7 separate regions of the Mus musculus genome follow, and regions 2, 3, 4, 5, 6 and 7 are each linked to region 1. The links are chromatin loops, found by intact Hi-C in ENCODE. Cell type or tissue: heart. All regions are shown on one strand.

Region 1 (4,000 bases):
ACCTTATCCCTTCCTTGGGTCTATGGCCCATGGTGGGTACTGTAGTGCCATAAACAAAAAGCAACCTGCCCTGCTGGATGCTGGACATAAATTGGTAGTCCAGCCGTAGTGTTGTCTTACCTCCTTGAAGGCAGAGGAGGCATCTTATTGACCAGCAAGGAGGAGATGAGGAAAGGCCTTGGAGCTTCGGTATCACATTGAGGAGTGGCATGTGTGTGTGTGCTGTGGTCCTGTGTGTGTATGGTACATGGAATATGAACATATGTCTGAGATGTCTGTGTGTAACATGCATGTGAGTGGGTAGAAGAGTATGCAGTGTATGAGTGCATGTATGTGGGCATGGTTTTCAGAGATGTGGGTGTGTATGTGTGTGCTTATGATGTGTGTGTGATGCGTATTTGTATGTGGATGAGTATGTGTTTGTGTATGATGTGGGTATGTATAATGTGTACATGTGTATATGATGTGTTCATGTATGTAAATGATGAGTATGGTATGTATGTGTATGATGGATATGTGTGTGTATGTGTGTGCATGTATGATGTGTATGTGTGTGTATGATGTGTATGTGTGTGTATGATGTGAATGTGTGATGTGTATATGTGTGATTTGTATGTATATGTGTATGATGTGTATGTGTGTGTTGGCTTTGTCTCATCAGACCTGAGCCTTGGCCCTCATATAAGGCCAGGTTCTCCTGTGGCTCTGCAAAGTCCTGGGGAGGAAGGTGTGTCTTGTTACAGGGAGCTGAGCTGCTGGTTCTGTGGAGCAGATGTGTTGACTCCAGCAGGAAGCAGAGGAAAGGGACAAGAAGAAGACACAGCTTGACAACAAGCAAGACACACCTGTCTTGCACTTGGGTGTGCACAGGCTGGATCTTCAGCCTGCATTCGATGACACCAGCAGCCCATCCAGACTACCAACTCAGAAGCCTTGCCTGTACCTATTTTCATATGCTGCTGCCTACATACTCACATGCCAGCCGCATGTACATGAAGACACTCGCAGGTACACTCTCTCATAATTTACCCCCACACATATACCCACTCACTCACGACCGTGACTATACCCTGTAGGCACACACAGCTCACACGTGCACATACACATCACAGGCAGTCACAGCCCTGACAGGTCCACTCACTACCTGCACATACATCAGGTATGCACACATACCCACAGCCCCACAGCACATATATTCACAACAGTGGCACTCCACACCCGCAAACAGGACATGTGTTCCTATAGCCACGAACGCACATCTCCGTCAGCACGCTCTGCTTCTGTGACCTGGGCCTGAGGTTTGAGAATGTTTCCAACTTGGCCAGACTTCAATGGGACAGCACTTTCCAGTCTGAGGAGCAGGCAGTGAAGTGGGGACCAAGGGTGACATCCCAGGGACTGCATGATAATTAGAACCTGGTCACCCTGTGGAGAGTTCTGCCTTTAGAGACTTAGGCCTGTGTATGTATATGATGTATATGGGATCATAGCCTTGAATCATTTGGCCATGGTCCCTCTCCTCAGGGGCCATTTCCATACCCCACCCTCACCCCCATTCCCAGTCGTAGGATCCTTAACTGTTCTCTCCACAAGTGTCCTCTGCTTCTGAAAGTCCTAACTACCAGACTGGAGGCAGTCAGTCACCCAGTGGCTATGTCACTAGGCTGCCTTTGAACCTCATTGGAGGTCTCTCTTTAACTTGCCATTCTGTAGGACTTGTGTCCTATTCTTGAATGTTCTGGCCCTCAATGTCCGCAGCACTGTCCTGGGCCATTGCGTCTGTGTGGGAAGGTGGATTACCAGTGACATCCTCAGAGAATGCCCAAGAGGCTCCTCAGTAAACAACCTGCCTACCTCCTCAGGGTTAGCCTAAGCTGGACCATTTTATGGCCCTGAAACCAGACACCATTCTTTTGCTGCATCCCATAGGAGCCAGAAGAAGACAACGTGGAAATCAAGTTGTGTGTGTTTGCCTAAACCCACTTAACTCCCCTCTGCGGCTGTGAACCCTGAGCCTGGGATGGGACCCGTGAGTGGGAAGCTCTCTCCCAGCCTGGCTTGAATCAAGACTGCCAGCAACAGGCAACAGAACCTACTGGCTGTGGTAAAGGGCTCATGTTCAGTGTTGTCACCCCGGTGCCCTAGTCAAAAAAGAAAGGACTCCAGCTGTGGCCTGTGCTATGTCTGATGACTGCCCCCTAGTGTCCGTTTCTGAAATGAGTGCAAAGCTGGAAGAAGGATGCTGTTACTACTTAGAGAGGGCTCTGCCTAAGGAAAGAACTGAAAAGGACAGGATGACAGGACTTAAGAGACATTCCCGGGCCTACTGAGCTGGAGGACAGCCTTGGGAGCAAAGTATGCCCCATGAGCATCAGCCAGGAAGTTAGAACTCTCACATGCACACTCCTGTGGACTGGCCCCAGGTCCGTGCTGTTTGGTAGGGAGTTCTGCCTGGCAGGCAGTTGTGCCTTCAGGGCACATGGCTGACATTTGTTGCCGCTTACAGCCACCTGCCGGTCTGCAGTGCATCCTGGGTAAATTATTAACAGGCCTCTTCCTAGAGAGCTTCCCTAGAGGTAGATAGAGGCAGCCAGGCAAAATACCTATGTGGGCTGAGACCGGGACCTGCTAGCCCCTGGTGTGGGGCAAAAAGACAACAGCCTTCCTGTGGCCCTGCTGATAATTATCCACACACGGATCAGTGTGGGATGGAATCCTTAAAAACTTAAGTTATGGGCAGACTTGACATTGTTCTTGTACAGGCATGGGCTGGGATTGGAGAGGGACCGTTGTAAACCGGAGACAGGGATTAATCCTGTATCAGACAGTAGAAAGATGACCCACAATATTCTCAAAAGTGCAATCTGACCTCGGGGAGGGAAGGGCAGTGGGGCTGGAGTGGATTCTGGGTGGCTTTCCAGTCTGAAAGAGAACTTCACAGAAGGGAATCAGTCCCTGAGACAGAGATAAACAACAGGGGAACTGAGGTGAGCCTGCAGGAATAGCAGGTGCGGACAGACAGAGGCCATCAGGAAGTCCAGCCACCTTTACTCCTGAGAGACCCAAGGTGCCCATGATGCAGGACAGAAAGATGTGAAAACCTGTAGGGATACTTGTAGGGATAAAATCCACTGGGGGATCCCTCTCCAGCTGGACACACAATTCCAACACAATCAGTATTTACCATGAAGGTTGCCAACACAAGCGATCTTTGGTACAGAGACATCTTCAGGTACTGATAAGGTAGCAATAAGGTAGGTTCTGGGTCTGAATGTTGGCGGCCTGGGCAGGGCCTCTCCCCCTGGGTGTGTTTTGGAAGTCACTAGACTGAGATATCCTACCTCTCTGTAATTCTGTGATCTTGGGCCCTCTCAGCTGAGCCCTGTCAGGTTTCCCAGACATCCTCTACAGACAGCAGATTCAAAGCCACTGGAATCCTATTCATGGGTGAAGACAGTAGCATGGAACCTTGGCTTGGAGTTGAGGCCCCTAAAAGATTAAGGGGTGTCCATAGGCTGCCCTGGGTGACAGCACGCTGCTATGCCTCTCTCTGTCACTGCTGCCTCGGACATCTTCAGCTACACTTGAGGTCAGGTGGGAGAGGAGGGGCGGCCATGCTTTGGAAGAGGCAGAGAACACCTTAGCAGGAGACCTCATACCCCAAGATGGAAGCAGAAAAGGAAGGCATGCCTTTGGCCGCCCCTCTTAGGTAGGTACTTTAAAACAGGTAACACATAGCTCACTGCAGGTTCAATGTGTGATGCCTCGGTGACTTTGTATGGGCAGGGGCGCCAGGTCTGCCTTCTTTGGGGTTAGATGGAATAGATGCTCCTCCCTTCAGGCCTAAGGGCCAGACCTTCAGACTACAGGAACGTGTCTTTTGCAAGGCCAGCAGAGGCCTGGCATTGACCACAGACTGGAAGTAAGCTTGGAGCAGTAGCCAGAGTACAACAGACCAAAGGCAACCCCTGTCCACCTGGGATAGATTCTTTCACATTTG
Region 2 (4,000 bases), 110 kb before region 1:
CTCTGAGTGATACACGCATTTCTCTGTTCACCTCTGTGATCAGTGTGTTCAAGTTCTCCAGTGGGCAGCTTTCGAACCCCAGGGAAGCCCTTGACTTGTCTGGTATCATTCCTGTTGCTACCAAGAGAAAAGTCTTTGACACACACACTCGCTGTCTGACACACACACTCGCTGTCTCCCGGTGGTTCAAGAGTGGTTCCAGAGTTTTTGCAAAGTTCTGATTTACCTGGCTGTAGGCAGTTTTATGTGTTCTCTCCAATGTCAGTGTTACTTATTATAAGCTCTTTGTGTGTGTGTGGGGGGGGGATGGGGGGGAGAAGGGGAGCCTGGAGAGAAGTTCTGGGACTTTCAGGGCAAGATGATCTGACCCAGCAAGTGAACTTCTGCTAATACCATGGCCTGTTTCCTAAATAAACTTCTGAGGAAGAGAACTCAAGGCTTCCTTTCTTCTGAACTGTTTGCATACCCTAAAGCTATGTGATGTGGGAAGTGCCCACGTCCCCTTTCCAGAGGCGGTGTCTTACCTCGAAGAACATGCTTTGTGCTAATCGGATTGGTTCTTTGGCTTGCTCTGGCCAAGGCTGGGTGGGGTTTGCAGGTGGAGAAGCAAGACCCTGCAATCCCAAAGGCCCTGGCTGCTTCCTGCCTCCTCCAGAGGGTTGCCCACTTCTCTCAGCTTCACAGCAAGTGAACACCGAGGGTTCCTACCTGCCTGGTACGTTGACCTGGCCCCACTGACAGCTAGTAATGGGGTTACACACTGACTTTTGAACCACCCTCTAGAGAGTTGCATTCTGGCTTCTCATAGCTGAAATGTTTGGCTGGAGAGTGAGGACAGCAAATATCCTTAGCTGAGGCTGACTATGTGCACCCACAGTGACCTATGAACTGGCTGCTCTGAAAGACCAGTGACAAATATCAAGCTGCTTCCAGGAACGAAAGCCCACTCGAGAAGTCATGTGCTTTTGGCAAAGACAAGCTCCACAGAGGACCCCAAAGCCCTTGGGCTTTCACCTGAGAATGACTCTTGTCCTGGCTTCCCCAAGAAGGGTGCATGCATGTGTGGTGCGTGCATGCATGTGTGTGTTATATGATGGGTGTGTGCATGCTCATGGATGTGTGCATGTGTGTGTGTTATGTGTATATAATGTGTACATGTGATAATGATGGGTGTGTGCATGCTCATGTATGTGTGCGTGTGAGTGGTGTGTGTGTGTGTAAGTGATGTGTTGTGTGTTTTGAGTGGTGTGTGTATGTGATGTGTACATGTTTGCATATGTGTGTTTGGAGCGTGTGGAATGTATGGCACGTGTGTGCCCACACAGGTGTGAATTGTGTACTGAGAGTGTGCATAATTTCCCTTCACAACTGTTTTGGAAAACAGGGCCAACACAACAACTAGAGGCTCCAGCATGGTGGTTCCTTGCTCAAGGGATCTTGTAATCACATGACTAACAGGAGGGGTTCTGGAGATGGCACGGGAGGCCAGTGATTGCCTGGTGGTGGCAAACTCCAGGGTTTCGAGACACCAGTGTCATGTCCTTGTTGCCTAAGGAGCCACTCGCAGGGATGGGTTTATTATCTGGGCTGTAAAGTCTTAAATGCCCAGCAGCAGCAGCAATTTAGTATATATACAGTCTTGTGTGTGTTAGCTTTCTAACCTGGAGGAGAAACACGGCATCATAGATGCAGGTTTTTCAAGAGGTGGACAGAGGTAAGTTTAGTGGAAGCTAAAAATGACCTAGACCTGTGGCCAGATGGGCAGGCCTGCCAGGCACTGAGATGTCCCACCCCCTACCATGCCCTCTCACCCGCATGCTACCTGCCCCCAGCCTGAAGAGCCCCACCTCTCAGGGGGACAGTCTGATTCTTCTAATGTTACCCATATGTCAGATTGCTGCCCTCCTGCTGTGTTTCAGGCCCTGCTGCCTTTCCAGAGAAGAGCATGAGTCACCACAGGGGCCAGAGAGGGAGGGAGGGGCCCCGGTCACCGGAAAAATAGAGTGGAGCAAGAGCCTTTTTATAGCTTTCTGAGTAGGCTTTCCTTTCCATAGGTTAATTTTTATCTGAACAACCCAGATAAGGTTGGATGGCCTTTTTACAAGAAAACTATTTAAATACAAGGGATTGTTTGGACAGCTTTTTAAAAGGCCAAGGGCATTTTCTTGCTTGCTTGTCTGTGTGTGTGTCTGTGTGTGTGTGTTTCAGTTTATAAATAGCATACATTGATAGTTAATGGCAATTTTCAATGCCATGTTTTAATGTAATTCCTTCAGCACTAACTTTGGAGCCCCCCAAACACAAAATTGTTCTTATCCCAAGGGACTGAAACCTTGCGAAGGTCAAGGGTTGCTAGCGCAGACCCTTTGAGACCCTGCCCTGTGTTCCAAACAGATGGTGATTTTTCACATCGAATGCTATTCTGGTGTACTGACTTAGGAAAATTATCTTAAAATAGACTTGAATGAGCAGAGCCTGCAAGAATAAGCTGTCAGCTTCTTTTTTACTCCTGGAAGGGGCGGGGGAGGGGGCAGGGAACAAAGCTGTCAGCGATTTCCACAAGTTGAGGAATCTGTGTACTTTCTTATTTTAGAGAAAGCTTTTTTTAGTGGGACTGTAATTGAGTCCCCTTACGTCGTTGGGTGTCAACAAATTACCATCTGTTCTGGAGATACTCAGTTGTGAAGCCCAGCCTTGCCAAATACCAAGGAGCAACTGCTCGCCACTGCGAGTGAGCTGGCTGAGCATCTGGACCATGGGAGTGTGGGCAAGCATCCAGCCTCCTTTACTCAGGTGTTCTGTGAGTTCTGGAACCTGAACTCTGCTAGCCCAGGACAGCCCAACCTTAGGGTCCTTGGGCAAGGAGAGGTTGACAGAGCCTGGAGCATCTTCACAGAGCATCATGTTGAGCAAGAAGCTAGATTTGGAGATGCTGGGCACACCGAAGCGAGAGGCGACCTCAGCCGAGTGGGTGGGGCCCTAGGCGAGTGAGTTCAATACATTGAGTTGCCATGGGGCAACATGCTGGATTTGGAGGGGATGCCAAAGTGCTCAGCTTTCTCCGAAAGGTGGTACCATCCCGCTCTTCAGATTCCAGGAACCAATCAGTCTTGGGTTGAAAATGGTTCTACCTATAGCAACACTGTAGACTTGGCCCATCACGTCTTCCTTAGATAGAATAGAGCATCTGTTTGCTCAGCATTCATACCCTCTGAAGTACTACAGGCCATCCGAATATGAGTTACGGCCTCCAGGAGGCTCCGCACAGGCTGCACATGCAAGGAGCTCGCACGCAATGATTTCTATACCTACAGACATGGTAAAGCCCGTTCTCCAGCAACACCGAGAGACATCTCAACTTGTTGCAGATTTTGCAGCAGTCAGGATGATGTGTGACAGGAACGGAGGGCAGGGGTCCTCGGCCTAGTGTGTGAACAGGGTTCTCTGTGACATGATCTCAGCATGCTGAAGGGGCTGTAAGAAGGAAAAGCTGAGCCGTGACCTCCTCTTCTTGGAGACGGGCCTCTCGAATATGGGACTCAGGAGTGGCTCTCCCGAGTGGGGACTAGGCACACCTAGTGCCCAGATTTGGTCCCCTTTGAAGGCTAAACTGTGACCATCCCAAGCTCCCCTGCCTCTTAGTTAGCTCTGTGCCTTCAAGTGAAAGAGGGTGGCCCAGGCTTTCTTAAACTGGAAGGGAGTTGAGTGGCTTGTAGGTGCCTAAGCTGAGTCCTGTAGCATGCACCTGAACCCAGGGAATGCACTGGACTCTATGTGCATAGAGAAGCCCCGGCCAGTGACGTTCTCAAAGCAGAATGCTCTCCTATAGGACATCAGATTCTGTTTTCATGTGACTTTGATTTTTTTCCCCTGTTCTAACCCCTGCCCCACCCCCATGTTCTATCAAATTAAAGGAAGTGGCCATGTGTGCTGCACGCATAGGTGCACACACTCCTGGCCTGGGCAGAATGACATCTCTGAGGACACAAAGGAAGCAGAG
Region 3 (4,000 bases), 270 kb before region 1:
ATGGATGAAGGAACTGCACAGCAAGAGCCTGGCAGGAGAGGAGGGGGTGGGGCTAGGGGACAGCAGCGATCTCTAAACTTCCTACTCCAGCTTGAAAGGAGCCAATGCCTGGTGGGATGAAGGAGTCCAAAAGTCAAAGCTGAAGTCCCATCCTAGACTGCCGGCCCCTACTGTGAAATCTAGGAGCTGTCTGCTCTTCTGCTCTGCAGATTGTAATTAAAAGATACAGGATGGAGCAGAGCAGTGGGAGCATCCGCCCACTTTTAAGCCCAGCGCTCAGGAGGCAGAGGCAGGCAGAGCTCTGTGAGTTCAAGGCCAGGCCAGTTTACAGAGCTAATGCCAGGACAGCCAAGACTACACAGAGAAACCCTGTCTTAAAAAAAAAAAAAAAAAAAAAGACATGAGATGGGGCTAAAGAAGTGGCTTACCAATTAAGGGTACTGACTGCTCTTCCAGGGGACCTGGGTTTTAATTATCAGACCCACATGGCAGCTCACAAGCAGCTGTAACTCCAGTCCCAGGGGATTGAATGTCCTCTTATGGCTTCTGTAGGCACCAGGCACACATGTGGTGCATGAACATACATGCAGACAATAATATGCACTCATGCATAAAATAAAAATAAATAAATCTTTTAAAAATTAAAGACAAATAAGAGGTACTAGATGGTCAATAAGCACAGTACAGTGGTAGGTAGTGAGTGCTCCCATTGGCCATGGCCACCAAATAAGGGGTGGGGTCATCAAAGGGTGCATAGCGAATGAAACATTTCCACAGAGAAATTCAGACATCTGGTATACAGAGCAGAGAGAGTGAGAGCTGTAGGCTTGGCTTGTCATTAGCCTGTGACTGTCCTTCCAGCCATATCCACAGGACTTCATTTTTCCATCTCTAGATTCCATCCAGATAAGTCCTAGACCAATTCATTCATTCTTTCAGCCAGTCATTTGACCATTCATTCATTCATTCATTCATGCATTCAGCCATTTATCCAGTCAATCAGTCATAAACAGTCTCACATGGCAGAGGCTGATGTTACAACTGAAAATGACTGAATGTCTGATCCTGCTGCCTGCACCTCCTGGGTGCTCGGATGACAGACGTGTACTACCAAGTCTGTTTCATCTCCTTCTGGGAATTGGACCCAGGCGTCTGCGCATGCTAGGCAAGCACTTTACCAACTGAGCTACAATTAGTAAAGTGTTTTATTTATTTTAAAATACATTACATTTATTTATCTTTTATTTATGATGTGTTGTATGTGTGCGTCCACTCAAACCTACACCATAGTGCACATACGGAGGTTATGGGGACAGCTTTAATGTCTCAGTTACCCCCTTCCACCAGAGCTCAAACTCAGGTGTCAGGCTTGGTGGCAAGTGCCTTTCTCCACTAAGCCATCACTTTTAAAGAAAATTAATTCCTTGCCAACATCGAAAAGCAGGATATTTCTCACACTCATATACATACATAACACACACACGAGGTATTTTTAATGTCACCTTTTGAAAACTTGGAGCCACAGTCCCCCTGATCTGGTATTGTAACAGTGAAGGCATTTTCTCTTCGTGACAGAGTCCAAGGGTGGCTCACCTCCTGAACCCCCATAAAATACTAGGTGTATGTATCAAGGCCCAAGCCAAGAGCTTCTGGACACTGGGCTGAAGTCGTGTAACCAGGCTTAGACCTGAGTTCGATGCCGGGCGCTGTGAAAGAAAAAACCCTCGGGTTGCGTACATCAGCGTACTCTCGACCCTCCAGCTGGACACGCCCTGAAATTTTTCTCAGAGAGAGCCACATCCTCCACCTGCTCTCAGCTTACACCTCTTATATTGGCTGCTCAAAGTGTGCTACAGCAGTGTATAAACACAAAGCGATTCTTAAATGCTTTCTGGTCTAGATCATCTCTCTTTGGCTCCTGCATCCAAACCCAATTCCCGCTCTGAAACAAACCAGCCACTTAGAGTAAGAACGTTTTGAGTTTGGTTGCGAAGGTAGGATACCGATAAAGCACTTGCTTAGCACGTAGCAGTCCAGGGTTCAAGCCCCAGCACTTCCGCAAAAAACTCGTTTGAAAGTCATACTTCAATTAAAGTCCTCCACCATCTCCCTATTCGGGAGACCCTACTTACAGCCTGTTCAGTAATCAGCACACTGGAGACTTGGGGGAAATTCTCCCACCCCAGGGTTATGTTTCAATTTTCTTCTAGTTCAATTAATTGCAAGCACTTGCCCACTAGGTGGACCCCCAGGGTGTAACACCGGACGCATCATCACCCGGGTCCTGGAGACCGAGCCTCCATCACCTTGTTGAGCTGTTTTTAAGCACCAGGGGGCGCGAATGAGTTGTTTTCCAAGTTGATATCAGAGACATCTTTCACACTTCCTCTGATTTCCAAGTTAGATGACAATGACGGAAGCATAAATGTGGTGGAGGCGCAATGTAAACTGCCCCCGGGAATGAAGACAGGCATCAGATTTCAAAATTCAGTATAAAGAACAGCTTCGTGGGTCACAGCAGTCCGTTCTTCCGCTGTCAGCCTTGGGTGAGTCAGGCAAGTTCAATTTTTTTTTTTTTTTTTTTTTTTTTTTTTTTTTTTTTTTTGTGAAAACGCTATTCCCCGATTCTACCTACTTAGGGATCCTATGACATCAGTAAATTCGAGAAAAGTGGAACCGATTAACCAAATCAAGATTCGTTTACATCAAGGTAGTTAGTTCTTCGGAAAAAAACAAAACAAAAAACAAAAAAAAATCCAAACAAACAAAGTGTAAAGGGGGGAGGGGGTGTTCCCTGAACTGATCAGCACCCGTGAAAGGAGATTTATCCTCTATTGCGTATCTGTGCTATGGGGGCTTTATTGGTTAAGGGGTATTTTACCAGCTAGACTCCATCATTATTGCCCTGTGAAGGCGTCCAAAAGTCCAACGGTGAATGGCATTTAAATCACCACTGGATGTGCCTCGGAGATTATTTGTGGAGTTACTACTGTGTGTCTTGAGTAAATGGAAAGAGATCCACTTGGTGAGATGTTCCGGGTGGGGGTCCCGCACACTCACTCTTTATTTTGGGGTTTGCTTTCTTTGAAAAATGAGAAAGGAGGGGGTTGAGTGAGGGAATCATTCGAGCCCAGGTCCCACAGTCCGAGCTCAAGGACCTTGCCACCTGCCACATTCCGTATTTGGGCAAGCGCGTGCGTCACTGTCAGGAATATGGCTCCCTTTGCCAAGGCCGGCTATAATCTTACGTGTCTGTAAACGCGGGGAGTGTTTGCCACGTTCCTTTACAATAGCCAACCCGATGACTGACTTAAGAACATGCCACCAGATGCTCTGTCTCCCATTTCCTTATGTCTTTTGTACATCCCAGGAATTGGGGAAAGGGGGGTGGGGTGGGGGCTGGCTGGCGTGTTCACTGAGAACCGAAAGGAGAGGAGAACTACCAGTTCAAGATGCTTGGGGAATGCCCTCCGTGGCTTGCTCTAGCCCGAGCACCGAAAGCGGGTAGGTTTCCCAGCCGGGGACACCGAGGCCGCGGACTCTCAGGTCCTCGGAGACAGCCGCCACCTCTCCACGTGGTCGGGGACACAGACCAACCGGGTCTAGCTTGGTTTCCCAACCGTGTTACGCAACAACTTTGTAGGGGTCGTCTTCGCCCTAATTGTGTCGGGAGCGCTGTTTGTGTTACCGTTGCGGCGCTGCCCGGGAGAGGAGCGGGACATTTCAGTAGCCCGGCTGCCGCGCCCCTTTCCCGGTCTCAGAGGGGACCGTGGGCACAAGGAGGCCAAGGTCCCCGCCACGCCCGTGTCCCCATAGCCCTCACCCGGGGTTCTATTGGCAACAGGTAGCCCGGCCCTCTGTGGCTCTCCGGGAAACAAACAAACAAAAAAAGGTGCTGGCACCACGGAGCGAGCGCAGCGACCCGGAGGGCGCGGCCGGCAATGGGCAAAAGGGTCCTGGGCTCCTCTTAGGCGTGCCTCGGGTTGCTCCGCGGTGCGTC
Region 4 (4,000 bases), 220 kb before region 1:
GCCACCATGCTGGCTGGCTTTCATCCTTAATCAAGTGCTCTCTCTCCCTACTCCCTCTTCCTCTTGCTCCTTTCTCCTCCCTTCTCCCCCCACCCCTATCTCTCCCACTAGTTGGCCTCCCTTTTACCCCGACACCTCCTTTCTGCCTAGAAATTTCAAAACTAAGTTGGAGAAACAGTAACAGTAACAATCTCAACGCTTAGCGAAAGGAACATTGCGATTAGAAAAAAAGACACAATGTAACTTTCAAGAGCAACAACCTCCCCAGCGAGCAGACACTCAGGATTCCACTGGCTCTCTTCCGTTTGGACCAAAGCCAGCAGGCAGAACACCGAAGGGACATGTGCTTCGGACGTTGAAGGTAATTATACAGAATCTCTTTTTCTTTCTTTTTAAAATAGTGATTTCTTTTTCTGGGCTTTAGTGGTCTGCCTGCTTGTTTGCGTGAGGGTGCCAGATCCTCTGGAACTTGATTTACAGACAACTTTGTGCTGCCATGCAGGTGTGGGGAATTGAACTTGGGGGTCCTCCGGAAGAGCAGCAAGTGCTCTTTACCACTGAGCCATCTCTCTAGTCCTTATACCGGAATTTATATGGCCAGAGTGTAATTTGCTTGTCTGGAAGGACAGGGAATACTCTAAGGAGACATTCTATCTCTTCCTTTAGATTCAGACTAGGAAGGCTCGCTCCTCAGGGAACTGGAAAACCTCCACTCCCAACCCCCCCCCCGCCCCCCCCCCCAGTGGAGAAGGAAAAGCTTAAATTTCTCACAGATAGTGCTGGGTCAAAGATGAAAGGGACCACACATTAACTTGGGCCTGGCTATGCATGATTTTGGTTCTCTACTTCAACTTGTGTGAGGCTTCTGTCTAAAGATAAGTTCCTCCTCTGACTGGTCCTAAACTTCCCCATCTTCACCTGGGATTCAGGGAAGAGAGGAGGGAGTCCCCACTGTTTTTTTTTTTTTTTTTTTCTTTTTGAGACAGGGTTTCTCTGTCTCTGTCAGACCAGGCTGGCCTCTGCCTCCCAAGTGCTGGGACTAAAGGTGTGTGCCACCACCGCCAGGTGGGAGTCCCCACTGTTAAAGACCTTGTGGATTTTAACAATCTGATGATACACAGAGGAGGGGAACAAGGGTCTGTCTTTCGAGTATCTTCCTTCCTTCCGGGATGGTCAGTCACAAGCCTACTATGGACCAAGTGCATGGAGGCAAGACCCTCTTGTCCTCTTCATTTAAGCGTTTCCACACTTTAAAGATGCCTCTCCTTCTCTGAGCTGGCAAAACATTAATGCTACCCGGGCGGCCGAGGTAAAGAGTGCCTGGGAGGGGCCAGACAACGAGGGGCGGGGCCAAAGCGACCGACGCCTGTCGTGTGCGTGCGCGGCTCCAAGCGGGGGGCGGAGCCTGGCCGCGGGCGCCCGCTGTAAACATACAACATGGCGGCGGCGGCTCCAGGCGCTCTGGGCGCCTTGAGAACGGTTGGCGTCCGCCTGGTGGCCGCGTGCTGCGCGCGGCTCGGCCCCGCGGCCTGGGCTAGGGGTACCGCCCCGAGGAGGGGCTACAGCTCGGAGGTGAAGACGGAGGATGAGTTGCGCGTGCGGCACCTGGAGGAGGAGAACCGAGGTGAGCTGCAGGCAAGCGCGGGCGAGGCCGCGGAGGTCTGCCCCGGCTGTCACTGCGTCCCCGAGGGTACGGTGGCCTTCCGGGTTCAGCCTGCTCAGTGATGATGCTCGCGCCTGGGGTCTCTCCAGCCAAGGTCAATGCGGAGCGTGTAGTACAGGGCCAGGGTTGCTTCTTGCTGTGTAATAGCTCCCTGCTACCCCAGGCGTCAGTGCGAGAGTTGTAGGAGCTGCAGCGGGGATGCCTTTTTATTACTCGAGAGAAGCTTAAATTAGAAGCATTCTTTTGCACATATTATCTCGGAGAGTTAGTTTTGGGGGGCTGTTGCACTTCACTTAAAGAATTTTGAACGCTTTTTAAATTTTTTGCCTTGCTGAGCTCCGTGGGGGGTAAATAATGAGGCTATTCATCTTGCCCTTGGGCTGATTACAGTGGGAGGAGACAGATATATTAGTGCATGGCAAAGGGTGGAAAGCTATGAAAAGGTAAGATGCAGAGGAATATTGAGTTTCCTTTAGTTGCAGTGTCGGCTTAACTATAGTGATTGAGAAGGTGGAAGAACGTATTGCCCAAGAAGGAAGAGAGGACCACTGAATGCATTTTGACATCCATTTATTGGATGCTGGAATCTGTTAAGAAGTGGAAAATAAGTCAGTATGGCTGTCTTTTTAGAAGCTCTCCTGTGTATTGAAGGTCAGATGACGCTTGCTTCAAGGCTTGTTGAGAACCCCGAAATGCCTGCAGGGTTTATCTCTCACTGTTATAACCTAGGCTGCCCTGGAAGTTAAGATCCCCAGATTTAAGAGTGCTGGGATCACAGGGCTGAACCACAGTGTCTACTCCAAGGCATTCTGTAGGCAACACGAGACTGACAGTTCTGACGCAAAGTTCCCTGTGCTCCACCCATCGAATATATCAAGCAGAATGATAGGCACTCCATGAGGTGGTTGTGGAGATGGGAAGGATACTGTGTATTGAGGGTTGAGCAGCCTCTGCAGGGCGCTCAGAAGTATGCGGAGTCATTTTGTTTCTTGCACGTTCAAGCCTTCTGAGACAGCGGAATGGTCAAAATGATGGAGATATTTATTTGGGAAATGACAGAAGACAAGTATGGTGTGACAGAGTTGTAGGAAGCTAAGCTGGGGCCTTAGAGGCCTGGAATCATTAAAGCCTTGGATGCCAGTCTTTTTGGGTAAGCTTAGTTTTGCTGGCGTTTCAGTTATGTTATATGCTCCGGGGGTGTGTTACTTATGAAGGGGTTGGGAGCGTTGTTAGCTGTATGTATATGCTTTAGTGGGTGTTCGTGTGTGTTTGTACGCACATTCACACAGAACTTCCTGGAAGTCTTTAAGTTGGGATGCGATTGGACTGCAGGGGAAGATACAGCCCTTGGAAGATTATTTAATATTTCGATAAACTGTAATGTTTATCTTGAAGGCAGATATCAGTAATTAGGACATCCTGGCCTAACGACTGACCCAGCATCCTTTTGAGGATTGGCAGAAGTGACGGTGCAGGCTTTGCTTTCTTTTTATGTCTGAGCCAACTTATAAGTAGTGCAGAGGAAGATGCGGGAGCCAGGGTACTGCAGATGGAGTCTCTGAAAGGTGGGTGGTACAGGGACACTGAATCAGATTGTCACTGGTTTAGTTACTAGTGGCTTGCCATGGACAGACAGACAGACAGACAGACAGACAGCAAACAGCATGGCAGGGACTCAGGAGAGTTCAAGCCTTGGCTCCAGAGACAGACAACATTGAGGGAGATCTGAAGAGTGGAATCAGGCCTTATGAAGCAGGAGTTGTGGTCTTTTACAGATGTTTGAGGACGGATAGGTGTAGTTTCTCAGCAGGATCGTCTGTGTGTGTGTGTGTGTGTGTGTGTGTGTGCGCGCGCGCGTCCATCAGTATCTCCTTTGATGTAAACTCACTTCTGGTGAGAAATCTGTTCTCAGCAGGGCGCGTGATGGTCTGTGAGAGGGAAGGGGCTGCTGTGGGTATCGTGGCCTGAGTGGGAGTGGATTTTGACATTACACTATCAATAGTCTCCTGGTGCTTCTGTCAGAGCGATGAGTCCACAATGTGACGCTCTCAGCCTTTCAGGACGGTGAGAACCCTCTGGGGGCAAAGAAGCACCAGGCTTCCTTGGTGAGGTTTAGGCTGGTGACTGGGGTAGGCTCAAAGCTTGCAGCTATTGTCAGGGCTGTGTTTGTGATTTGCAGCCCAGATCCTTGCAGAGAGCCACGTTTTGGGCTTGCAGAGGCCTCTCTTAGCCCTTCCCCCTGGTCTCCTGGCTGCAGCCACCCTGTTCCCATGTGACTCTTCACCTTGGTGAGCTGGGAGTCCTTTGCTTGCAGGTCTTCTCCACCCCTGCCACACA
Region 5 (4,000 bases), 120 kb before region 1:
TTTGAGAATCCGCGTCTTGCCCCTTGCCCAACATTTCAGAACAGATTTCAGAGTAAAGTCTCTTTGCTGACCCTGCCGAGGAACCATGTGACACGGTCCCAGAACAGGGGTGAAGGGTCAGCCCATCAGTGGTTCTGCTTGGCTTCAAGCCACAGTGTCTTCGGCAGAGGTGTCCCGGGCTGGGCCTGGCTGTGCTTTCACAGAGCTTGATGCTTGCTGAAGACTGCAGTGGGCTTCCTGTCCCGCCACACACATGCATCCTGCATTCCCTTCCCTCCTACCACACACATGCATCCTGCATGCCCCTCCCTGCTGCCCTGCCCTCACATCCTCACCCTGAGCCTGCTCTGCTGTTTGGGAGTGCACCGATGTGATTCTTAAATTTCTCAAGAGAGAACAATGGCACCAGCCACCACCTCTGCCACTGAGCTGCAGATCAGAATGTCTATCCGTCTATCTGCTAGCCCAGCTAACCAGCTGACCCCCCCCCACCCCCACCATCTGATGTCAGACTGCCACACCCTTGATCTTCAGCCTGAAACCTTGGCCAGGGGGGTGACTGTCCTTTAGACTTCCCAGGGTCATGTCCTGTCTGTCCACGACACGCTGAACATCTCACAGTTATTCTAACTGAGCTGGAAATGGTACTGGTAATGGAAGAGGATGAGGATTTGGGGACCAGGTCAGCAGTTGATGATTGGTCACCACTTGGTTTCCTAACAAGTTGTGAAGCGGAGAGCAAAGTCCTATAGCAACTTAAGACAGGGAGGCAGCAGGATCAGGTGCTGGTCCTTGGTGGGTTTGCCTTCCCTGGGTTTTCTTTTGCTGCCACCCCCGAGGCCAGCCATTGTGGAGGGCTGGCTTGGACTCATAGACCTTGCCACCCAGCATGGAGTATCTGTGTACAGTCATGGTCACATCTGTTCTTTTTGTTGTATTTTTCTGTTTTGAAACAGCCTCGTGTGGCCCAGGCTGGCTTCCAAGTTGGCTGTGTAGTCAAGGATGGCCTTAAACTTGTGATATTCCTGTCCCCACCTCTAGGTGCTGGAATTGCAAGCATGCACCATACCTGGTTTTCTGTAGCATTGGGGCTGAGTCCCAGGGCTTCATGTATGCCAGGCAAGAATACCACCAATCCAACTACAGCCCTAGCACTTGAAGTAGCCGAAACTGGTGGCTAGGTCTGTATGTGTGGGCTAAAGAAGGCAGTTACCCTCCAAGAGGCAAAAGCAAACAAAGCATTTCACTTCATCTCAGCAGGAGACCTGCTGGTTCTGATGGAGGAAACCTACAGACCACAGAGGCCCCTAGTGACTGCTGGAACACTCATACTTCTAGCACTTGAGAAGCACAGGCAGGAGAATCATGCTTTAAAGGCCAGCCTTGCTCTGCCTCCCAGTTAAAAGTTCCTGCAGAGGACCCAAGCCTGGTGTCCAGCACCTCGAATGAGGTGGCTCACAGCTGCCTCTGATTCCAGCTCCAGTGGGTTCGGTGCCCCCTACTGGCCACTGTGGGCACCTGCACACATGCTCATCCATGCATGCAGACACATAAATAGTACATGATTTAGACAGGGTTTCACAATGTAGCTCTGGCTGTCTTAAAGTTCCCTGTGTAGATCAGACTGGCCCCGAATTTTACAGAATTTGCCTGCCTCTGCCTCCCTAGTGATGGGGCTAAAGGCGTGGATTTTCATGTCAGTCCCATTTTGTGTGTGTGTGTGTGTGTGTGTGTGTGTGTGTGTGTGTGTGTGATTGTGCATATGTGGATGAGTGAGGGTTATGTACAGGTGTCAGTGCCTGTAGAGACATTGGCGCTCCCTGGAGCCTGGTTTACAGGCAGTTGTGACCGACCCAATGTGGGTGCTGGGAATTGAACTCCACAAGAGCAGCAAATGCTTGTCACCCCTGAGCCAAATCTCCAGCACAAAATAAATACCAAAAAAAAAAAAGTTATAGATTTTTTTGTGGTTATCTCTTTGATTTCAAGGATCATCTCAGATTTTTGTTTTCTACACTGAAAGATCTGTTTTCTCCACCAACCAAGACTTACCCCTTTATCAAATACAGCTTGTCCGGCAGGGTCATTTCCCCAGCAGCAATGGGAAGGATGCTTTTCAGCGGTGGGGGTGTCGGTTCTTGGATCCAGGGCTTGGAGGAAACACACCCTTTCAGATAGCTTGTTTGTGCTGGCTGTGGCCCTCTCCTTTGCTTGACCTTCATGTCCACTTGGATGGCATGACCTCCACTGACTCTCATTTGGAGTCCAAAGATCCTGACAGGCTGACATTTTAAAATAATAAGTCCATTATTTGTCTACCTGACCTAGTTAAATATTAACTGACGAGTATGTCTGGTTATTGGGCTTTATCGAAAAGCCAGTTGAGATTATTTTTTTTTCATACTATGTTAAAAATAACCATGGTACACGTGTCACAAAATGAAAATGCGTGAAAGTTGCTAGTTGATAATCTAAACAAATAAGAGCTATTTTATACTAATGAAGCAGGGTGCAGATTGCGATTAGGGAACAAGGAGAGTCACGTAAATCCTGTACTCAAAATATCTGTGTTTCAAGCCCTAAAATTCCTACAGACACCCAGCTCCGTCTTGTCCCAGCTCTCCCTTCTGGAACGTTCAAAGCCCGCCTCCCCTCCCTGCCGGAGGACAGCACTTGAGCCTCAGACAGTTGGCGGTTGGTGACCGTTTTCTAAATGTTCAGGGCAACAGGAAAGCCAGGGCCTGGTAGGGAAGATTGAGGAATCCAAAGAGAGTGCACACAGACACTATGGATGCACCACCCTGTCTCTCGCTTGTTCACATTTTGAGAAGGTGGATAGGAAGGTGGCCCTTCCTTGGCAAGTGACAGATCTCTGGGGACAACTGCTCATAGGAGCCAGCATGGTTGTTCTTTGTAAAACCCTAACATAAAAAAATGGCATTGGGCTGACAGTGTGGCCAAGTGGTGGAGGCAGGCCTGAGCACACGTGCAGCCCTGGGATCAACTCCCGGCACCACAAAATACAAGTGTTGATGTGGTGCCATAAGGGTATGTTGACATGCCTGTAGAGTATGTTTACGTGTTTAAGGGTATGTTGATAGGCTAGGGTGGCACATTGTCGTTCAGAGGACTGAATTAGGAACCTACCTGGTGATTTTCAGGCCCTGTGTGACTCTCCGTGACATTCAGTCAAGGGCTCACTCTAGCCTCCTATGGTACCCAGGGGAGACCAGCACATTGTCCCAACAAGTCAGGGATTGATCCCAGAACTGGCGACTCAGCACTTTTGTGCTTGCCGGCAGCCAGATGACATAACCGCACCAAAGCTTTGCTGGGTGTGCTGTCTACACAGGGAAGCATGTCCTTTGCCCTGATCTCATGACTTGGGGAGATAAAGGAGGTGTGCTTATCGGATGGTGACAGGCAGGCAGGCGTCAGAGCTGATACTCCCGGCCCCGTATACTGCCCATGTTCTTCTCACTCTAGTGTTAAACAAATCCCTCAGGAAAAGTATGTTATCCAGTTCTAGTTAAAGAAACTGGGTCAGGAGTGGAAGCTGAGTTAGGTGTCTGTGTGTAGGACCTTGGTGCTCACAGACAGCAGAGTACTCCGAGAGATGTGTGGACACCAAGGGTTAGTTGGCCTCTGCTGTGAAGCCCAGAGTAACCTGGCCTTACACCTCACCGATCCATCACTGGGACAAGTGTCAAGCCCGAGAACCACACTGCTCAAGAAGGGACCCCATCTGTGTTCACCACCATCTGGGCTCTTTTCATCATGGCTGACATGCCTCATCTCTCCACCCCGGTCATGCTGGATGCCGTGACCAGCCCCCCTCCCCCCTCCACCCAACCTGGGACAGGATTTTATTGTGTAGCTCTGGCTAGCTTTGAAATTACAGAGATCAACTCACCTCCGCTTCTCAAATGCTGGGATGAAAGGTGTGCATCTCCATGTCCAATCTTGTATCCGGTTCTTAATGCCCTAGTCATGGGGATGA
Region 6 (4,000 bases), 180 kb before region 1:
TCTGAATGTCCTCTGGCTTATTTTGTCAGCAGGTAGTTTCCCCTCCATCTTCCGAGGGTAAACATCAATGCAATCTCTTATTTTATGTCCCAGTACAGCCTGGAAACTAGGATGGGTCCTGTGTACAGGTGTGTGGGATGGGTCCTGTGTACAGGTGTGTGGGATGGGTCCTGTGTACAGGTGTGTGGGGATGGGTCCTGTGTACAGGTGTGTGGGATGGGTCCTGTGTACAGCTGTGTGGGATGGGTCCTGTGTACAGCTGTGTGGGATGGGTCCTGTGTACAGCTGTGTGGGATGGGTCCTGTGTACAGCTGTGTGGGATGGGTCCTGTGTACAGCTGTGTGGGATGGGTCCTGTGTACAGCTGTGTGGGATGGGTCCTGTGTACAGCTGTGTGGGATGGGTCCTGTGTACAGGTGTATGGGAATGGGTCCTGTGTACAGGTGTGTGGGTTGGGTCCTGTGTGCAGGTGTGTAGAGGTAGAACTGGCCCTCAGGAGGTGGCTGTTAACAGTATTCCCCTCCATGAGGAGCACCAGAGCCTTCCAAGCTGCCTCACTTTATTTGAATTTTAACCTGGTGTTAGCATTTAGTTGTCATAGGGGTTTGACTAAGGTGGTTGAGACTTTCAGTCTTGGATCTGGCATCTCTCCCTTGAGGGTGGTGGTGTTTCTCTGTGGCATGCCTGCTGGCATCCAGCAGCACCCTGTGTGGCAGTCCTGGGCCAGCCTCCAGCAGAGCCTACCCAGCCTGCCAGCTTTGCTCAGGGACCACTGTGTTCTGTTCTTGTGGTTTCTTCAGAAGTTAGAGAAAAGGGAGAAAGCATCTTAGTCAAAAGTGCAATTCTAACTGGACCTAGAGATAACTAGGGATTTATTGTGATTTTGTTAATAACGATTTCATTTCTATTCTTGATTTTTATATTCAGATTTTTCATCATAACATATATGGACCTTTCTGTTAAATTAATGACTTTGCTGTTTTGTAGCACAGTACTAGATTTTTTTTTAATTGTTTAAAATTACAGTTTATTTTTCATTTGTGTGAGGGTCACGGTGTTAATTCTCTGCTTCCACCACGTGGGTCCCAAGAGTGAAGCTTAGATACTCAGCGCTGGCTGCAAGCACCTTTACCCACCGAGTCATCTGGCTGACACAGGATGCAGGCCTCTAAGCAGAACCTAGGGTGAAAGTCACATAACCAGCACCAGCCTCCTCCTCACAATCAGATTGTCGGCCTTTCTCGAGGCTTACAATTAGCCTCTGCCTGAGGAGCAGAGAGTAGGCACAACACGTCCAGTACAGTGCTGACTCCAGCCTCGCCGGGCCTGGGTGTGCTATGGGCTCTGAGGTCCATCACCCACCGTGCCTTTTCTTCTCAAAATAGCTCCACTCTTTAATTATTGCTTTAATTATATTTTTAGGAGCATTTCAAAAGGATTATTATCTTCCTTGTCATACCTGGCTCACTTCCTGGAATGAAACTCAAAATAGTATCTGATCCCACTGTTGCGTAACACACTGAGTCACGGTTTCTCGCTGTAGCCGTGGCCCTGGCATTTCATTTCCTGCCTCAAGACCTTTGTAGGCATTTGCAGCTGCCCTCTGGCTGTTCTCTCAGGCCTCTGTACCGATAGTCTGCCTTTCCAAGGGCATATGGCTTTAGAATTTATAGTATTGTAAAATATTGACTAGATTAAGCTGTTCTAATTAAATAATTTTTTCAGTAGGAAACACTATAGCCAGCTTTCTGCCATGCTGGTTTCTGTTACTGTTTGGAAGTCCCAGGCACAGTGTGGGCACAGTTACTCTCCCCTTGCCCTGTTTGGTTGCCATACTGTGCTCTATGTTTCTCAGAAGTTACAATGTTAAACTTGTTGTATTCCCTTTGGAAACATTAATTCCTCAAAACTTAAACGTCAGATTTTTAAAAAATACTTTTTGATGATGCCACAATGTTTGATCATCACTGGAAAAGGTTACTACTGTTTGTACCAGATTCTGTGTCTGAGGTCAATGTCTCTGCTCCTGCCCCCAAGCCAGACTCCTGGTCAGTCATTGTACCTTGCTAATCCAGTCAGCCTGTTTCTTACCCATTTCTTTCATTGGTGGTTGGGGGTTATACTCACTAACTGACAACACATTTCACTTGTCTGGTTTTGTGTGTGACGGTCTGGCTGTGCAGATGTCTGCCTTAGCCTCAGATCAGTGCCAGCACCATATCACCCATAACTCCTGCTACAGGGAGCTTAGACACCTCTGGCCTCTGCAGGCAACTACACTCTTGTGACCATACACCCCCTCCCCCTATACACACACACACTAAACATTTTTAAAAGTATTCACTAGTGAACAGTTTACAAATATTAATAGGACAGATTTCATTGTCAGTTTGTCATAAAAAAAAAAAAAAGATGACCCCTTCCTAGAAATTTTATGAAAGAGAGTGTTTTCTGCAAGCCAGGGCGTAGAAGTGAGGCTGGCTATTTCATACATAACAGCACAGGCTCATTTCTTGGCCTCTTGTAAAGTCTACGAAGCTCCTGAAAGTTACCGAGTTCCCACAGTTGCTCTGCTGATTGTCTGGAAGGCTTGGGAGGAGGGGCTGTCACACAGGCCACTGAGCGAGGGGAGCTTGGGTCTCAAAGGACCCAAGGGATTAAAATGCCATCCAGCACACTGAGGAATAGCAGACAGTCACTTCTCCAACAAGGAAAGGTTAATAGTACAAGGGTATTTGGCGAATTTCACCTGCAAACCAGAAAAAGGAAGGGCAAGGGTGGATTACAGCGGGCAATCCTGAGGTTACCTAGAGCGCCTGCTAGGGTATGAGGGTGCTGTGACTTGAACTCAGGTTCCCAGGAGGAGCAGCGTGTGCTCTTACCTGTCAGCCATCTCTCCAGCCAGCATATAATATGTTCCAACTCCTCCCCATCCCCCTCTTTCCCTCTCAGCTTCATGTGTGCTCCCCACTTAAGCGCACAGCTAGGACCACCTACTGCAACAGGCTTTCAGAGCCCATATCCCTGAAGGACTGCTCCTCCCCCACCCGTGCTCATGTGTGCAGTGTCCCTGTCATGTCCAGCCAGGGTTTAGCCGCAGACATCCGTGACCTCTGGCTTACAGTTTTTCTGCCACTTTTTCCACTGTGACTCCTGAGCTTTGGGGCTGCGACATAGATGCCTTATTATGAGTCTCATTCTCTACACATTGACCAGCTGCGGGTCTCTCTGTTAATCTTCACCTACTGCAGAATGAAGTTCCACCGAGGAAGGCCGAGAGGTGTACTGGTCTTTGGATATAGCGACCAGAGTGTAGGGGCCACTTCTTTATTAAGGCCGTTTAGCAGGGCAGCAGCAGGGGCCTCTCCCCTATGGACTATGACCATATGTCTTAGGCCCAGTGAGCAGTACCTGGCATGCATTCTCTTGTGGGGTCGGCTTCATCCAGTCAGAGAGTGGCTGTTTACTACAGCAGCATCCATGCCCCAGTCGTTATGCCAGGCAGGTTGTTATTGGAGCTCTCAGGCTTCAATCCTGGGTAAGATTGTGGATATATGTGTTAGATTAGAATACCCATACAAGTCAGTATACTGGGGAAAGGGCTGTGGTGTGGGCTTCAAGGGATGGGGTTAGAAATCAGGCGGTAGGAAGAAGAAAGGGAAGTGGGCAGGGGATTGGGGGGGGGGGGAGCCAAGGGCACTACAGTGACCTTTGAAAATGCCATATGGATACCTGCTACTGTCGAAACTTCCAGAAACACTCTCTTGTAGGCTCTGTGACTACCACCCCTCCCCACATCTACTTCTGGTCAGAATCCCAGAGCTAGCGAAGATGTAGTCAAAGCGTTTGTACACCAGCTTTCTTTGGTACTGGGGTCCTGGTCTCTGCCCTTTATGGCTGGTGGCATTGTGTGTTTCTTTGAGCAGATGTCTTGTCTTGAGTTGCATTCTAAGCACCAGAGGACCAGGAGTTCCAAACTGCTGCATAGATTGTCCAGTCTT
Region 7 (4,000 bases), 53 kb after region 1:
TTTAAAGCAAATGATACATATGCCTTGTTCCAGGTTGGGGGCATAGAAGAGTGCATAACTTAAGATTGCAGCTATGCATTAGCTTCGGTTGTAAAAGCTGATTACATGGGAAATCCTAGGCAAGCAAGCTTGGTTATTACAGTGTTCTCTTAGAGGCAGACTAAACAAACAGTTTGAGTCCACAGTAGGATAGCAGCCTTAAGTCTTAAGTGACCTCAAGGTGCATTATTAACTCTGGCTGTGAGGTCCAGCAGAAGTTCCAGTCTTGTAGAATATAAGAGATAATTTTATTATAGTGCATCGCCGTAGTCCTTGACTTTGTGTGCAAGGCATGGTAATGTTGCGATGCATTGTGGGTCCTCCTGTGCTGCAGGCAGACTCCTTACCACCTCCTTTGCGATAACCTACTTTATTTTCTCTTGGGACATTAAAGCAGACACCGACAGTAACTCACTTTTAACTCAGAATTATGAAGGATCCCAAAGGGGTCAGATCAAGTCTTCATATCCACTTCCGTGCAGCCGAGTTCTTGCTCTGTGCTGGAACTATCTCCTTCCCTCTGGCACTAAGATTTCAAGCCAAGCAGAGCATTCAGTCAGAAGAATGGGGAAAAAAGAAAGATGTTGCCAACGTGCCACTAGGGATTCCAGTGAGTGGCACCATCCCATGTCCACTCTTTGATCTCTGATCTGGGATCCCTAGGGTTTTAATCTCGGATGTCTCCCATGGGAATTCCCAGTATTGATCCCAGGTGGTGGTACTGTTGAGAGGGGACATGGAGCTTTTAGGAGGAGGCGGGGTCCAGCTGGGAGAATCAGGTTGTGGGGGTGGGCCTTTGAAGCTCATGGCGGCCTCTGGGCCAGTGCTTTCTTTATCTTCCCACGATGGGAACAGGATTCTCCATCTGTTTTGTCTCTTGGTGACTGAGCTTCTCTTCCCTCCATGGGCCCTTCATGGACCACTGCCCCCAAACCGGGAGCCACGAGAGAGACAGCTCCAGACAGATGATGTTAATTCAGGATATCTAAGTCCCAAGGAGAATCTCCGGGGTAGTCATGATTATTCAAAGCACTGAATAGTAAGCTTGGCTTCCTGGCAATGTGCTCAGGTTAGCCCCCTTCTCCCTCCTGGCACCATCATTAGGCCCTGATCGCAGTTAGCAAAAGGAAGAGCCTGTGCAAACAGACACATTTCTGCACCACCCAAGCCCTGTCGATCTTTCTGGCATTTCTCAGATATTTTCTTGGTTGTGTCAGGAGGATTGCTCATCGTTGGTTTTGACTCATGTCTCAAAATCAAGGAGAGACATTAGCTGTCCCTGTCTTGCGGTTTTTCTCAACACAGCTAGCATGCCTGGGCGTGAGAAGGTACTGGGACGGGGAGAAGGACCAGGTGGAGGCAGGGCAGAGCCTGGAGCCAGGGTCTTCACCTATGCCCATCCGAAAGCATCTCAAATGTGCACAATGCTACGCCCTTGCCTGGAAAGCACAGGCTGGGCTTGAATAGCTTCTCCCTGGCTCCCGGATGCTGTAAGCAGGAATCTTCTAGTCTGGAATAACTCATGAGTCAGTCACAGTTTGGTTTTCAAACCGCTCTCCCTTGGTCAAAATCCCAGGTTATCTGAGTGCCATTAGCAAGGCTGAGCATTCGTGTCGTCCTTGAAACCACTGGCTTCCTGGGAAAGGTCCCGAGGTTCCAGTAATCAAGAGACACTGGAGCAGAGACCAACAGGCTTCTCGCTTAGTCTGCACCCCACCGTTGCCAATCAAAGCCACCAAGATGACTCTATTTTGATGTCAAACTAGCAGACATGATTTTGTGCAAAGTGGACTCTCCTCCCCAACCCCCTTTTGAGACAGGGTCCAGTCAGGCCTTGCGTTGATTATGTAGCAGAGCAGCAAGCGAACACACCCGCTTTTACTCAGTACTCAGACTAAAGCACACTAGGCAAGCTGTCTGTCGACTGAGCCACCCGCCACCTAGGCTCCGAGTAGATTTTTAAAAGAGTAAATAAAGAGATCCGTTTAAATTCCCACTCAGCAGTACTTTGATGTCCAAGATTAGAAATTGCTTCCTTGTATATTATTTCTGCACCTGCTGGAATGTGATTCCTGCCGTGTATCCACTTGGCAGCGCTGACTCTTGTTAAAACAGGTACTTTGTTAAGGAGGAAGCAGCTCTTTCCTGCCTGTGGCCCCCGTGGCAGTCCTGTCCGAGGATCTGCTGCCACCTACTGGACACATGAAGAGTAGCACTGACAGGCGAATCCCCAAAAGTTGCACTGACTTTCTGAGTTGGTGATTGATAAGAGGGGGGTCTTGTCCAGCATAGAGAGGGGCCCACTGGCCAGGCACGTTCATCTTTGTGTTAGGGGCTTGGTGATATGATAGACCCTCCCTTCCTGCTCTTGTCTTCCTCTTCTTCCTCCCATATCCTCTGACCTCCTGGTAATGCTTGTGTTTATTTAACATGGTCCGGGCTAAAAGATATGAACCAGAAGAGCCAACGGCCACCTTCTGGACATTGCTTCATGATCATCTGTGTGACCTACCCTACTTCAGGATGTCCTTATCTGTGTGACCCATCCCCCAGGTATACCCCATGACACGTGCAGGAGGGCTGGCCGAAGGCTGGGTTGGTGTTACAGGGACGGCATATTCCAGGGCTGAGATTCATATGATGGGCCCTGGAAATCCTGGTGCAAGTCAGGGAACCCAGGGCTGAGCATTGAACTTGGAATCCTGCTGCTGTGTGATGCCTTCTGAGGGGTTCACAGTACGGATTGCCAAGAAAACACCCTGAACTGGTGGCCGAGGTACTTCTCGAGTGTGGGCTCAGAGCTGGTGCTGGGTAGTCTGGTGACTGGCTGTGAACAGACAGACAGATACTAGGGCAGGGTATGGGGACACTTGGAGCAGTCCTGAGGACATTGTCACATTAATGCCCACCCCCCCTCACACACACACTGTTACAACCGTTGCTGACTAGACAGTTAAAGGGAAATTCGTATGGCTTTCTCCAAGCTGAGGGAGGGGCTCTGAGAACGGGGGCCCAGTTGCTCTCACTAATTGTTGGCATGGCCAAGAGCGGCTGGGACTTTGTGAGACATCACCTCGGCTCTCAGCTTCCACTCCTCAGAGGAATGCCCCTTTAGAGTTAGAACAAGTCTCCACTAGACCAGGGCACAGCCAGCCGAGCCTGGCTTCACAAAACGGCTTGGGTCTTCTGGTGCTGTGGAAAACTTCCCCAGGGTTTCCCCTACATCGCGCTTGTCCCCTCTCTTCCGTCTCTTTCTGTATATCTGTGTGTACATCATTAATGTTGTCTCCCTTGTTCTCCCTTCTTCCCCTTTCCTTGTTCTGTCATTTCTCTCACACACATACACATATGTGTGTGTCTGTATGTGTGTCTGTGTGTGTCTGTGTGTGTATGTGTGTCTATATGTATGTCTGGATGTGTCTGTGTGTGTCTGTATGTGTGTCTGTGTGTTTATTTGTGTGTCTCTGTGTCTGTGTGTGTGTCTGAATGTGTCTCTATGTTTGTTCTGTGTCTCTATGTGTGCCTGTGTATGTGTCTGTATGTGTCTCTGTGTGTGTCTGTGCATCTGTATGAGTGTCTGTGTATGTCTGTATGTGTCTGCATGTGTATCTGTGTGTGTCTGTGTGTCTGTATGTGTGTCTGTGTATGTGTCTGTGTGTCTGTATGTGTGTCTGTGTGTGTCTGAATGTGTGTCTGTGTGTGTATGTGTGTCTGTGTGTCTATCTGTGTGTGTGTGTGTGTGTGTGTGTGTGTGTGTGTGTGTATCAATCTCTGTGTGTGTCTCCAGAGATCCCCTAGTCCCTCTGGGGAAGGCTGACAATGACGATAATGTTCATCTTTGTTCTTCAAAGTGTACCCCACCCCCACCCCGAGTGCAGAGATGGCTCTGTTCCTGGGGTTTTTGAGAGACCAGGCAGTTAGGAGATAGGACCCCTGGGTGATTATTTGTGTGGGAACCAGA

The links. A loop is a pair of places that touch in the nucleus more often than their neighbours do. Peaks named below come from ENCODE experiments on the same cell type or tissue, not always from the same donor. Only the 100,000 strongest peaks of a DNase experiment are listed, where the experiment ranks them.
Region 2: it touches region 1 in a loop (2.0-fold over the local background); 8 of 42 quality-filtered maps call a loop at or near these places.
Region 3: a loop joins it to region 1, with 9 times the contacts of the local background. A loop is called at or near these places in 40 of 42 quality-filtered maps.
Region 4: it touches region 1 in a loop (2.8-fold over the local background); 5 of 42 quality-filtered maps call a loop at or near these places.
Region 5: a loop joins it to region 1, with 2.8 times the contacts of the local background. A loop is called at or near these places in 4 of 42 quality-filtered maps.
Region 6: it touches region 1 in a loop (2.7-fold over the local background); 3 of 42 quality-filtered maps call a loop at or near these places.
Region 7: a loop joins it to region 1, with 2.3 times the contacts of the local background. A loop is called at or near these places in 12 of 42 quality-filtered maps.

The regions. Positions count from the first base shown.
Region 1 is chr13:52,710,351-52,714,350 of GRCm38, reverse strand. No RefSeq gene overlaps it. Among named protein-coding and RNA genes, the nearest start is that of BB123696, 45 kb to the left of the region's middle. In heart, a CTCF peak has its summit at 2,202 (motif pointing left); a DNase peak (open chromatin) is centred at 2,180; H3K27ac peaks cover 485 bases; H3K27me3 peaks cover 2,101 bases.
Region 2 is chr13:52,816,904-52,820,903 of GRCm38, reverse strand. No RefSeq gene overlaps it. Among named protein-coding and RNA genes, the nearest start is that of Gm33315, 10 kb to the left of the region's middle. In heart, no CTCF peak of the experiment used is centred here; a DNase peak (open chromatin) is centred at 1,933; H3K27ac peaks cover 3,477 bases.
Region 3 is chr13:52,981,312-52,985,311 of GRCm38, reverse strand. It overlaps a transcript of Nfil3 not described here. Among named protein-coding and RNA genes, the nearest start is that of Nfil3, 2.3 kb to the right of the region's middle. In heart, a CTCF peak has its summit at 2,304 (motif pointing right); DNase peaks (open chromatin) are centred at 2,321 and 3,231; H3K4me3 peaks cover 1,885 bases; H3K27ac peaks cover 1,207 bases.
Region 4 is chr13:52,927,079-52,931,078 of GRCm38, reverse strand. Auh (AU RNA binding protein/enoyl-coenzyme A hydratase) reads left to right here and starts at 1,402. Exons shown (of 10, transcript NM_016709.2): 1 at 1,402-1,624. The coding sequence starts at 1,438. In heart, a CTCF peak has its summit at 1,535; DNase peaks (open chromatin) are centred at 1,508 and 1,598; H3K4me3 peaks cover 1,809 bases; H3K27ac peaks cover 1,745 bases.
Region 5 is chr13:52,830,914-52,834,913 of GRCm38, reverse strand. It overlaps Gm33315 (a long non-coding RNA gene), which reads right to left. Exons shown (of 5, transcript XR_003950688.1): 1 at 3,914-4,000; 2 at 2,053-2,282. Among named protein-coding and RNA genes, the nearest start is that of Gm33315, 3.6 kb to the right of the region's middle. In heart, a CTCF peak has its summit at 1,500 (motif pointing left); no DNase peak of the experiment used is centred here; H3K27ac peaks cover 1,244 bases.
Region 6 is chr13:52,889,692-52,893,691 of GRCm38, reverse strand. The region is part of intron 4 of Auh (AU RNA binding protein/enoyl-coenzyme A hydratase); the gene reads left to right. Among named protein-coding and RNA genes, the nearest start is that of Auh, 38 kb to the left of the region's middle. In heart, a CTCF peak has its summit at 1,619; DNase peaks (open chromatin) are centred at 721 and 1,541.
Region 7 is chr13:52,656,859-52,660,858 of GRCm38, reverse strand. No RefSeq gene overlaps it. Among named protein-coding and RNA genes, the nearest start is that of Syk, 62 kb to the right of the region's middle. In heart, a CTCF peak has its summit at 2,241 (motif pointing left); no DNase peak of the experiment used is centred here; H3K27me3 peaks cover 1,090 bases.